Regions from separate parts of the Homo sapiens genome. Here region 2 is linked to region 1. A link is an interaction called in ENCODE POLR2A ChIA-PET data of the cell type or tissue named here. Cell type or tissue: PC-9. All regions are shown on one strand. Each heading gives the region's core, and the rest is flanking DNA. Links, peaks and the distances in the headings are about the cores only.

Region 1 (6,427 bases), core at 789-4,788:
ATTTTCTAGTCCCAGTCCCCTCCCAATGCCATTTAGGCCAGAGTCAGGGGACCCAGTCAGAACAAGCACTTGATGAACCTTTAGCAAGTTTCTGCTGTTATACCACAAAGCTGTTGAGGACACAGAGGACCCAAGAAATTGCACCCCTTTCCCTTCTAGTCCTGTTGTTCAACATAACATATTGGACAATCTGCAAGGAGATGCCAAGATCTAATAATAAAATGCCAACAACATAGAGATATGCCAAAGTTTGATGTAGAATCTCTCCCATTATCAAATTCCCAGGGAGAGATTAAAATTCAATAATTAAATCTTAATATTTCAAGCCCAGATATGTTAAAGTCCAAAAGACGAAAATTAGAGCTAAATATCTTTTGCCCTTGAGTTGAATATTCTTAAATTAAAGCCCCCAAATTACTGCCTCCAGTTTCAAATTCTGCTGAGTCACGGGAACTTCCAACCCACCTAAACACACACATTAAGTACAATTGCAGCAAATTGTGCCACTTCTGATGACACCTCCCTCATGTCCACCAGCCATAGCTGAAGGCCAAGTGGTCTGCACCTTTCCCTAGTGGTTCGTTTGCTTTTGCCAAAACTGCATGTCTTTGTGCAAGGCCAAAGTGGTGGGTGCCTTTGCTTGAAACCACCATGCATGCAGCTTTCCCTCCATGGAACTAGTCTCTTGGCTAAGGAAAAGCCATCTTAATTTGGAGGAATGGGGATAAACTTTCCCTATTAACACAGATCAGTGGGCTTCAATACCTATGGTGGCCTCTGAGGCCCACAGATTCTAAGATTACATCCACAGAGATTCTGATTAAGAAGGTTTGGCATGCGGCCTGGATATTGGTAGTTTAACACGTGCCTCAGGTGATTCTCATGAAAGTCTGGTCGACTGCATTTGATTGCAGACTTCTTGAATGTATCCCCAGTTAACAGCACAGCGTTTATCTAGCACTTGTGAGAGGCTGAATATTTGTGTACTGAATAAATCACTGTGAATTCACAAGGCGAGAAGGGATGGCAGAGAACCTGAGGCAGGATTTCATACTGTTCTTAACTGTACTGATAGCTCTTCTGTAGCTTTGTCAAGGATAAGAGATTCTTCCCTTTCTGAAAATGTATTTGTTCTTGGGTTTTATATTTTAATTGATGTGGAACTGGGAAAGAGGAAGGGAGGAGAACATTATAAAATCAGTTCTTCCTAAAATTACTGGGACCCTAGGATCCAAAGTTACGTCAAGCTACTTGTCAATGAATGTCGCTCTCTATAGTGTCTGGTGCCAGATAGAATCTACATTGGATGCTGAACATAATATATTTAATAATTTTCTGATAGTCATAGAGTTTTCTCTACAATGCTTTATAATTCATAATTTTATATAGCTACTTTTTCATCTTTATTTTAGAGACAGTGTCTCACTCTGTTGCCCAGGCTGGAGTGCAGTGGTGCGATCATAGCTCACTATAACCTTGAACTGCTGAGCTCAAGTGATCTTCCTGCCTCAGCCTCCTGAGTAGCTGGAACTACAGGGCTATGCCACAATGCCTGGCTAATTAAATTTATTTACTTATTTTTTGTAGAGACATGGTTTTTCTATTTTGCCCAGGCTGGTCTTGAACTCTTAGCCTCAAGTGATCTTCCCACCTTGCTCTCCCAAAGTGTTAGGATTATAAGCATGAGCCACCGCACCTGGCCTATATAGCTACTTGTGATTTGAGCTCCACTTTGACTCCCAATTGTAGACCTGACCGTACTCACTTACATCTTGATTTTTGAAAACGTAGGTGCAAAATTCTTGCTCCCTGCAAGTTCCTTGAATCTTCTTATGCTTACTCTTTCTTGCCGAATGTCTCCTACACATCTCTAAAATAGATAGCTAAATCTCCGCAGCCAATTTGATTCTCCAAGAAATCACGAAAAATCCTTTGATTAAGGAACTTAGCCAATAGCACTCTGTATAGAATGAATTTTTAAACTTTTACCAGTCCCTACTGTATTTTTTGGAAAGCCACAGATTTTGCTTAACTTGGCTTAGTAATGAGTCATCAAGCATAGGCTAAGGCATGATTTCCTACTGTTAGGAAAGCTGTCACTAGACTTAATGAAGATAAGAAGTAGTTATGCAGCAAAAAAGTGGCTCTGGGGTGCCTTGGCCCTTTGGTGTTGTAGAGGTTAATTAAGTAATCCTATTGCACATGAGAGTGTGTGTGCCACCAGCAGCCATCTCAGATCAGGTGAGGCTCCTGAGCCACCTAGGCACCAATTAACATGCTTGAATACTTGCAGGTGAGGCTGGCTGTCTCCACTGTTACGTGAGCCACTGTGCAATCAATCACTCGGCTCTTTTTATTTCTGAATTTACCATTGTGAAGGGAAAACCCACAATTGGAAGACATTTATATACTGTATTCTTCTGAGTGTATTCTAAATCCTTCTTCTACTTGTGAAGCAAAAACCTAGCTCTAAAAATAACTCTGTGTGCTGACAGTGTCACATTATGACACATTCCCTATCCTCTTAGTTCCAGAGTAAACAGATGCGTATCTTGTACCTTGGCCAATCAGAGAATTAGGTCTCAGCCACTACATTCATCTGCTATCTCGGCTGGTCTCCTGCAAATCTATGCAAACCACAACCCAGGGATAGTTCATTTTCATCAAAAAATTTCTTATCTCCCATCTGTGTTACCAGTTTATTTGTCCAGAAACAATTTCACTCAATCCCTTCACCAGTGGTTCTCAAACAAGCATGCATCTGACTCACCTGCAGGGTTTGTGAAAATGAAAGCTGGCCAGGCACTCCCTGAGTTTCTGATTCAGTAGGTTTGGGTTTGATTCTGAGAATTTGTATTTCTCCCAAGTATCCTGATGCTGTTGCTGGTCCAGGGACAACACTTTGAGAAGCACTGCCCTAAACCAATTTTATTGATTCTGATTAACTTCTAGACTGTGATAAATTTAAAATACCATTAGGTGAAGTTAAATAACATCAGGTGGAGATGATGTTTAATTAGACTAAGTAAATTAAATAAATTAGATCAATTTAAAATGCTATCAGATAAATTTAAATACCACTGGGTAAATTTAAAATACTACCAGTCAGAGATGATATACCCACAGGTCCTGTGAAAAGGGACAAAAAATCAGGAGTGAATGAGACCTTTGAGAACCTCTTGCTCCCATGAATTCTTCAACAATATATGGAAAGAGGTTGAGGCAGTGAATTGTACATGTTTGTGTGTTGATACAAGTGTACAGAACATAGTAATATTATGGGGCATTATTACATCAGGTTGGGGGCTAAATTTTGGGTCAAAATATAGCCCTTACAGCCTGATATGGTTTGGGTTCAATATGCTGATAATGCAGGGGTTAGTTCTCTCTCTTAATTCCAAAAATGTTTACTGAGGGTCTGTTATGTACACGGAACTGAATCAAACATAGCTGGGTAAATTGGATGAAAAGACATGGTTCTAAGAGCTTGCATTCCAGTGTGTTAGATTAGTCAGAACTGTGATACCGAGCATAGTGTAAGTGCAATAAGAGAAGCATTATTTTGATGTTCAAAGGACGAAAGGATTGTCTGATGCCGGAGTTGCAGAATGGAGAATGAGAAAATGTGTAATAGAATTGTTTTTTTTTTTGAGGTGACAGAAGTCCCTAAGACAGGGATTGTGAATTGGTTGTGTATCTGAGGGCACTAGTTATTATGGTTTGAATGTTTGTCTCCTCTTAAGACCATATGTTTGAAACTTAATCCCAAATGCAGCAGTGTTGAGAGGTGGGGCCTGATGGGGTGTTTAGGCCATAAGGACACTGCCTTCTTGAATGGAGTAATGCTGAATTAAAAAGAGCTTTTGGGGCTGGGCGTGGTGGCTCACGCCTATAATCCCAGCACTTTGGGAGGCCGAGGCGGGCGAATCACGAGGTCAGGAGATTGAGACCATCCTGGCTAACACGGGGAAACCCCATCTCTACTAAAAATACAAAAAATTAGCCGGGCGTGGTAGCGGGCGCCTATGGTCCCAGCTACTCACGAGGCTGAGGCAGGAGAGTGGCGGGAACCCGGGAGGCGGAGCTTCCAGTGAGCTGAGATGGCGCCACTGCACTCCAGCCTGGGCGACAGAGCAAGACTCCGTCTCAAAAAAAAAAAAAAAAGAGCTTCTGGGAATGGGTTCCCTGCTTCAGCCTTCTGCCGTGTGAGGACACTGCAGGATGCAGTGTTCAAGGCACTCTCTTGGATGCAGACACTGGGCCTTCACCAGACACCAAACCTGCTGCTACCTTGATCTTGGATTTCCCAGCCTTCAGAACTGTGAGGAATAAACTCCTGTTTATTATTAATTACCCAGTTTGTGGTATTCTGTTTTAGTAGCACAAAATGGGCTAAGACAGTCTGAGTGGGCAGTTGGTGATTGAGTGTGGGTGTATGTTTGAAGGTTGAGTGTGAATTAGGGGGAAAGTGTGAGGGTCTTCATCAAAAGAATAGGGCATTTTGAAGAGAAAAGCAAGAATGGAAAGGTACGATAGGGTCAGATATGAAAGGCCTTAAATATCAGCTTGAGGAATTTATTTTCAAGGGCTTTGGGGGACTCATTGATGTTTTTTGAATAGGAGAAACAATCAGGTAAACAGGAAAGATGAATTATGGCAGGGTGACTCTAACAGGTTATGGTCAATGAGCATTTGCTAATGTGCTAGGCTCTGTGCTACATACTTCATACAGAATATCTCATTTAATCTTCACTACATCTCTGACAGATAAGTACATTATTGTTCCCATTTTACAGATTAGGAAACAGGGAGCATAGAAACCTAAAGGAAGTTACCAATGACCTGTAACTAGTAAATGGTGGGTAGAGAAATAGTGAGAGCCTAAGTAAGGATGTTGATGGTATGAGTACACAGCAGGGGACATGCTCTGGGGACATAACAGTATTGCAAAGATAGTATCCACGGGCTAGGCAATGACCAATTTTTTTTTTTTTTTTTTTTTGAGATGGAGTCTTGCTCTGTTCCCCAGGCTGGAGTGCAGGGGCACGATCTCAGCTCACTGCAACCTCCGCCTCCTGGGTTCAAGCGATTTTCCTGCCTCAGCCTCCGGAGTAGCTGGGATTTCAGGTGTGTGCCATCACGTCCGGCTAATTTTTGTATTTTTAGTAGAGATGAGGTTTCACCATGTTGTTCAGGCTGATCTCGAACTCCTGACCTTGTGATCCGCCTGCCTTGGCCTCCCAAAGTGTTGGGATTGCAGGCGTGAGCCACTGCGCCCAGCCTTGGCGATGACCAATTGTGAGGGGAAAGGGAGAGAGACAAGTTACAGTGGACTCAGAAATTTTGAGGCTGGATGATTTTGGAAAATGTGTCACGATTAATATTTTTTCCAGTCTTGATAATATTAACAATATTAAGAGGCTTTATTGTTTTTGAAAAGAAAAGGAGAATACAAGAAAAGGAGAGAGATATGCGATTGAAAAGGATGTGAGGAGAATAAGAGTTATTAGGTAAAGGGAGGCCATGCTGCCAGCACATTGCTAAGTGTGGGTGTAGGGGGCACAAATGTAGCATCCACTTTGATTTTATTTTCAGAACCATCTGTGCTTCAAGATTTCCTCATATCTCTGCCTGTGCACTCTATGAAGTATAATTTCAAGTGTCTACAAGTTCTTTGCTTCTCCTTTCACTAGGAGACACAGCCTACTTCCCCATTCTTTGGATTTGTGCTGTCCTTGACCAATACATAATGTGGTGGAAGCAATGTTGTACAAGTTCTAAGCCTGCTCCTTGAAAGGTGTGGCGTGTTCCCACTTGCTGCCTTGAAGTGTGGACCTCATGTAAGAAAGCTCAGGCTAGGCTGCTGAAGGAGAACCTGAGGAGTAGAGACAAGCCAGGCTCAGCTGAGTCTCCTGACATGTGAGTGAGGCCATCCCAGACCACTAATCTTCATCTGAGCCAGGCCAAAACAAAAAAAACCACCCAAATTGCTCAGAATCATGAACAAATAAATGATTAGTATTTCAGGCCACCACATTTTGGGGTGGTTTGCTATGTAGCAAAAGCCAACTGATTCACCATGTCACTTGATGGACCTCTGGTCAATATCATCAACTGTGGCTTTCCCAGTCTTATAACAGATCCAAAGAAGTTATTCTGCCATTCCACTGCAAACACTTTGCTTTCCAGTCCTGAAGGGCTTAAATTCATTTCTTCTTATTTTAACAACAGAACAAAATAGCAAGTCTAACTTAGTTTGTCAACTCAATGATTGATCCAGGAAAATTTTTTTTTCCTGAGTTCAATGTTCAGATATCTCTATCACTAACTTATTTTGATAAGAAAGTTACCCATAAGTGATAATTATTATTGCCCAACTCAGTGATTTCCACCTCTAATGAGCATAAGTATACTCTGAGTAACTTGT
Region 2 (6,427 bases), core at 1,035-5,034, 120 kb before region 1:
CCTATAGTCCCAGCTACTTCAGAGGCTGAAGTGGGAGGATCACTTCAGCCCAGGAGTTGGAGGTTACAGTGAGCTATGATCACACCAGTGCACTCCAGCCTGGGTGACAAAGTGGAGACTCTGTCTCTAAAATAATTTAAAAAAAAAAAAAAAAAAAAAGGATGAATAGACACGGAGGATAGATCCATATGGCCAACAATCTAACAGGAGTTCAAGAACATGAGAACAAGAGACAATACAGTAGACAACCGATACAAACTTTTAATGTGCTAAGGCATGTCTTTAGATTGGATGGGCGCATCAGATGCTGAGACATTCAACCTGATGGATCTTTTGAATACCAAAGATAAGGAAATCTTGTAAGCTTCTACAGATAATCAATACTCACAATGGTCTTTAAAAGTTCAGAGGCAAGGCCGGGCATGGTGCCTGTAATCCCAGCACTTTGAGAGGCCGAGGCGGGTGTATCACCTGAGGTCAGGAGTTCGAGAACAGCCTGACCAACATGGCAAAACCCCGTCTCTACTAAAAATACAAAAAATTAGCAGGGCATGGTGGCAGGGGCCTGTAATCCCCAGCTACTCGGGAGGCTGAGGCAGGAGAATCGCTTGAACCCGGGAGACGGAGGTTGCAGTGAGCTGACATCGCGCCATCGTACTCCAGCTTGAGGAACAGAGCAAGACTCCATCTCAAAAAAATAAAATATTAAACTAATTCTAGAACTAAGTCTCAGAGAGTCTATTTGACCTACAAGATTTGAAAGATAAACATTTTCCTTCAGCAGACCTTCAATGATAATTAGCATCCATAAAAGCAAAACACACAAGAGGAAATAGAAAAGTATTATATCCCAGGTATTATTAGAATCTGCAGTGTAACTTACTTTGCACCCTGTACTAGACAAGATATTTGCAGTCACAAGCATATTTGCAGATCGGCAAACAGAGCTGTTTAAGTACTGGAACCTCAGAGTTGGAGGAAAGATAGAAAAGGGAAAGGAAGACAGCTAGAAAGGATGCATCAAGACCAAGGAATTTCCCAGATATCCTTCCGGAACAATTCTTATTGTCACTTTGGATGCATCATAACTTCTTTTTTTTTTTTGAGATGGAGTCTTGCTGTGTTGCCCAGGCTGTAGTACAGTGGTACGATCTCAGCTAGCTGCAACCTCCACCTCCCTGGTTCAAGCAATTCTCCTGCCTCAGCCTCCCGAATAGCTGGGATTACAGGCACACACCACCAACACCCGGCTAATTTTTACATTTTTCATAAAGATGGGGTTTTTGCCATGCTGCCCAGGCTGGTCTCGAACTCCTAACCTCAAGTGATTCCCCCCACCTCCTTGGCCTCCCAAAGTGCTGGGATTACAGGCATGAGCCACGGTACCCGGGCAGCATCGTAACTTCTAAGCACTTATTTTCATGGACTTGCCAAGAGCTCAAGAGCAGCCTGGGCAACACAGTGAGACCCTGTCTCTACAATAAATAAAATAAATATTTTCCTTTCTGCACAACTCTCCACAATCCAACAGTGGTCTCTAACTTTTGGACAGGAGAATCACATCACTGAGAGACTTAGAATAGGCTTCTAAGCATTTAGTAAAACGAGCCTCCTCACAGGTGTCCGCCTGTGTTGTCAATATGTGGCTGTTGTCTACCCGGAGCCTATGTCAGAATCAGCAGATGCTCAGGCCCCACTTGGAGATATTAAAATCCAGAAGATCTGAATGGGACCCACGCATTTTTTTATATACTGGAAGGAGAAAAAAATTGTTATAAGGACATTCAAATTGGATGGTACCAATTTTGTTTAGCCTTCTTTCCCCTGGGCACTGTTGCCCACATACCTGACACTGAATTCTTGCTAAGTATTAATATATGATTCAAGTGTTGCTTTGAGGCCACATAGATACAGAGGACAGCTAAGGTTTTCACTTGAGGTCTCACTCCCTCCGTGGGAAGGCTGATTTTCTCCCATTCTAAGAATAACAATAAATAAAAAGTATCTTAGCTGCTTTCCGTGGAAGTCCAAACAGGTTTACTATGAGGCTAAACGCCCAGGCACACTGTCCTTCAAATTTCTAATTATCTACTGAAGTATAACCACCACTTAAGTGGCTATCAAAGCCCTATAAACTCTAATTAGTGGCCGGGCGTGGTGGCTCACACCTGTAATCCCAGCACTCTGGGAGGCCAAGGCGGGTGTATCACCTGAGGTCAGGAGTTCGAGAGGAGCCTGACCAACATGGTGAAACCCTGTCTCTACTAAATACAAAAAAATTAGCCGGGCATGGTGGCGCATGCCTGTAGTCCCAGCTACTTGGGAGGCTGAGGCAGGAGAATTGCTTGAACCCGGGAGGCACAGGTTGCAGTGAGCCAAGATTGCGCCACTGCACTCCAGCCTGGGCAACAAGAGCAAAACTGTCTAAAAAAAAAAAAAACCAGAAAAACTGTAATTAGTCACCAGTGACTCCTGACAGCAAATACAGACGCTGTATCTCCCTTCCTAACTCCAAGAAGCCAGAACACAATTACCTCACTTTTCTTTTAGTAAACATCATAGAAACCTCATTTTACTCTAAGTTGTGACTTAGAGTGACTACATGGATACACTCCCATTACAACCTCAGTCTCAAGTTTCCTCTCACTGAACTTTCATTAATATGCAAATTTCTTCCCTTTTTTTTTTCTTTGAGAGTAGCTGGGATTACAGGTGCGTGCCACCACGCCCAGCTCATTTTGTATTTTTAGTAGAAATGGGGTTTCTCCATGTTGGTCAGGCTGGTCTCGAACTCCCGACCTCAGGTGATCCGCCTGCCTTGGCCTCCCAAAGTGCTGGGATTACAGGCTTGAGCCACTGTGCCCGGCCCTGGAATTTCTTCCCTTTCTTAAAAGCTGCTTTTGGCGGGGCGTGATGGCTCATGCCTGTAATCTCAGCACTTTTGGATGGCTGAGGCGGGAGGATTGCTTGAGCCCAGGATTTCGAGACCAGCCTGGGCAACACGGCAAAACCCGTCTCGACAAAATATACAATTTTTTAAAGCTGCTTTTTTCGGGGGTCAATGTTCTTTCTCAGGGGTCTCTTGAACTGCCTTAGGCCCCAAGCTCAAAGATCCTTTTTTTTTTTTTTTTTTTGAGACAGAGTATTGCTCCTACTGTCGCCCAGGCTGGAGTGCAATGGCGCAATCTCGGCTCACTGATACCTCCGCCTCCTGGGTTCAAGTGATTCTCCTGCCTCAGTTTCCGAAGCAGCTGGGATGTACAGGTGTGCACCACCACACTTGGCTATTTTTTTTCTAATGTAAGTAGAGACAGGGTTTCACCATGTTGCCCAGGCTGGTCTTGAATGCCTCAGTTCAAGTGATCCGCACCTCGGCCTCCCAAAGTGCTGGGATTACAGGCGTGAACCACTGTGCCCGGCCAGACCAAAGGTCTTAAGGCTCTTCCAGAATCCTCTCCAGAGCTTCTCAAGCTTTCCAGGAATAAGTACCTTTGGGGAAAGGAGGGGCAGAGCTCATAAATACTCCCTAATCTTTTTGGAAGAATCCCCTGAGGCACTTGTTAAATATGCACTCCACCGGGCTTCTCCACAGGAAACTGATCAAGCAGAGGGCTGAAAGGCCAGAAATCTGCATTTTAACAACTGTCCCAAATGATTCTGCCTCTACCCCTTTTCCTAAGATGCTTGCCACAGCTCCTGCATGCGAGCGCCACCTTCTTCCAGGCATTGTGTGTGTGGTCTTCTCTGCCTGCCCCCACCACCCCGCAAACTGTCCCCTTCCAAAACACCCTCCTTTTTCACCTATTAGAAGCAAAGCATTTCTTGACAAATTCAGCCACACTGATTTCTTTCTTCTCAACTCCCACTGCAATTAGTCATGTCACCTTTTACATGTACTATTCAATAAAGCTTGTGGATAAATTGCTATCAATTGATCTTATTCATTTGTTCTAGGTAAAGTCTAGTGTTGAGACAGCAAGCAAGGTTAAATGATTTACAAATGTTAAGTGTGTGGAATGTGAATCTGGAGCCATGGTTATTAACCCCAAAGAACCCCAGTTCACCATGTTTAAACTGTTGCCATTGAATGCTAACAGAAAAATCATACATTAGTTTTCCCACAAGGAAAGCAATTTATTCCATAGCAGCTTGATAATGACAAGCTTTCCCGTTTCTTCTCTCTCATAAGCAGTTTACTCACATAGTTAAAGGACATATTAAATAAAGCTGCCTTCTCAAATGAGCTGGTGGCATTTGCCTATAAATTGTACCATGAAAAAAAGCAAATGTTCTAATGGTAGAGAACAGTAGTTCAGCCAGCTCTTCATTCTCTGAGGAGGAGGGATGTGGAGGATAGCATTTATAAATCCACAGATGACTTCCAACTGCGTTTCATCCAGTACAGTAACTGTGGCAACTGCTACTTCTTAGGGGGGCTGCTATCCTTGAGAAAAGAAAGCCAAACACCGAGATCATCCCTAGGGTCACCTTTTAATTCTAACAACCTGGAATCTGATAACTCCAAAGGGACTGTACTTATCTTCCCAATAACTACCAATTGCCAAGGGGCATAAGTTATGCAGGAACTGATTAGCAAATGTGGACAGCTGTCGGGACTCACTACTCCCCACCACAAGGCTCAGGAGTGGAGAGGAGCTTTTGGCCCCTTCAATGTCTCTCTCACATATGGGTGCCAGATGTCCAAATTTGAGGGCATAGAAGAACAATCTGGAGTTATTCTTTTTGTCATTTCATTTGGTTATGTGGAATCCAGGGCCCATCATGAATGACTCAGACTTAATAGGTCTACAGTAGGATCCAAGAATCTGCATTTTAAAAAAGCACTTCATAGGCTGGGCGCAGTGGCTCACACCTGTAATCCCAGCACTTTGGAAGGCCAAAGCAGGTGGATCACCAGAGCTGGGGAGTTTGAGACGAGCCCGGGCAACACGTTGAAATCCTGTCTCTACTAAATACAAAAATTAGCCCGGCACAGTGGCGTGTGCCTGTAGTCACAGCTGCTCAGGAGGCTGAGACAGGAGAACTGCTTGAGCCTGGGAGGTGGAGGTTGCAGTGAGCAGAGGTGGCGCCACTACACTCCATCCTGGGCAACAGTGCGAGAGAACCTTGTCTCAAAAAAAATAAAAATAAAAATTAAAATTAAAAAGCACTTAGTGCTGGGTCTGAGGCTCTTTGGAAAACAATGTCCATTTTTGCAAAGTGCCTCTTCTCTCACCCTTCCTCATCTGTGTGTGTCTCATGCCTTTCTGCATTTACTCCTGCTTTTTCCAAACAAAACGCTTTATAGTAATCTCTTCCAATCCTAACCATGCTTCAAGAGCCAGCTGAAATGCCACCCATTTCTAGAAGCCCAAAAGGGACTTCCTGCTTTCCTGCACCCTTGTGCCATTTCCAAGTCAAGAGAATAAAAGGTGTTTCATTTCATTAAACAGCCATTTCATTGTGCAAATCTCATCTCTTACTGGGCAGTAAACTCCTTAGGGACTGACTAAAGCTCATGTTTTTAACTCCCATAATAAAGCACCTACATTGTGTGAGACATTCTGTAAAGATCTGGAATGAGTGAACAAGCAATGAATGAATCAATGCAGGCATGTTTCTTCCAACAAGCTGCTGAAGCTAAAAATGCATGAACAGGAAAATTGTCTAGACTTTATAGTAACTGCCTACAAAAGTTTAAGTACCATAAAGTCCTTCAATTTCCTTATCTGTAAAACTAGGGGGTTTCAGGGGATTTCTTAAAAGAAGTTCATTAAACACTTTCTTGGGTCAAAAGCCCAACATTCCAATCTGACCTGATATTATTACTCAGATAACAGTAATTACTCAGATAACACAGCCATCTATGTTTTACACAAGCTAACAGTATTCCCATGAGGAGGTACCTACTAACCCTGCCTCTGAGACTTTGAGGGAATTTAAGATATAAGCTGGTACAGAAGACATCACCTGGTTTTCTTTTACTTTTCCTACCTCAAACCTCTAACAATGTTGTTCTTAAAATTTCCAGCAAGAAAAAAGTTATCAGGCAATATACTCATTCTGGCAGTTATTTCACAATGTACCACATTCCTACGAAATTGGGGGTGGGGGTGGGGAATCTAACTGTCAAGTTCACTCTAAGGAACAATATAGTTCAGAATCTCCAGCAACCAATTCAACATCCTAATTTTAAAATGACTAAGTTGGGCATGGTGGCTTCCACCTGCAAATCTCAACTGCTCCAGAGTCTGAGGATAACTCGAGGCCAGGAGTTTGATACTAGATTGGGAAATACCTAAATATCTGCCAACAATGCGAATAGTTTAAAGTCTTGGCTTCAATCACATTCCAGATGACCATTTTTAAAATATATACATTTTTTAAAATTTTTATTAATTTTGTTTTGAGACGGAGTTTTACTCTT

What was found. ChIA-PET counts read pairs that join two places held together with the same protein. Peaks named below come from ENCODE experiments on the same cell type or tissue, not always from the same donor. Only the 100,000 strongest peaks of a DNase experiment are listed, where the experiment ranks them.
Region 2: POLR2A ChIA-PET joins it to region 1 with 7 read pairs; 3 of 35 experiments call an interaction of 5 or more read pairs at or near these places.

What each region holds. Positions count from the first base shown.
Region 1 is chr4:138,894,220-138,900,646 of GRCh38, reverse strand. All of the region lies in intron 2 of LOC105377448 (a long non-coding RNA gene), which reads left to right. Among named protein-coding and RNA genes, the nearest start is that of NOCT, 120 kb to the left of the region's middle. RefSeq lists a silencer at 503-692. In PC-9, for the core only: no CTCF peak of the experiment used is centred there; DNase peaks (open chromatin) are centred at 2,256 and 2,616; H3K4me3 peaks cover 680 bases; H3K27ac peaks cover 1,889 bases.
Region 2 is chr4:139,017,778-139,024,204 of GRCh38, reverse strand. The region is part of intron 1 of NOCT (nocturnin); the gene reads right to left. Among named protein-coding and RNA genes, the nearest start is that of NOCT, 5.2 kb to the right of the region's middle. In PC-9, for the core only: no CTCF peak of the experiment used is centred there; no DNase peak of the experiment used is centred there.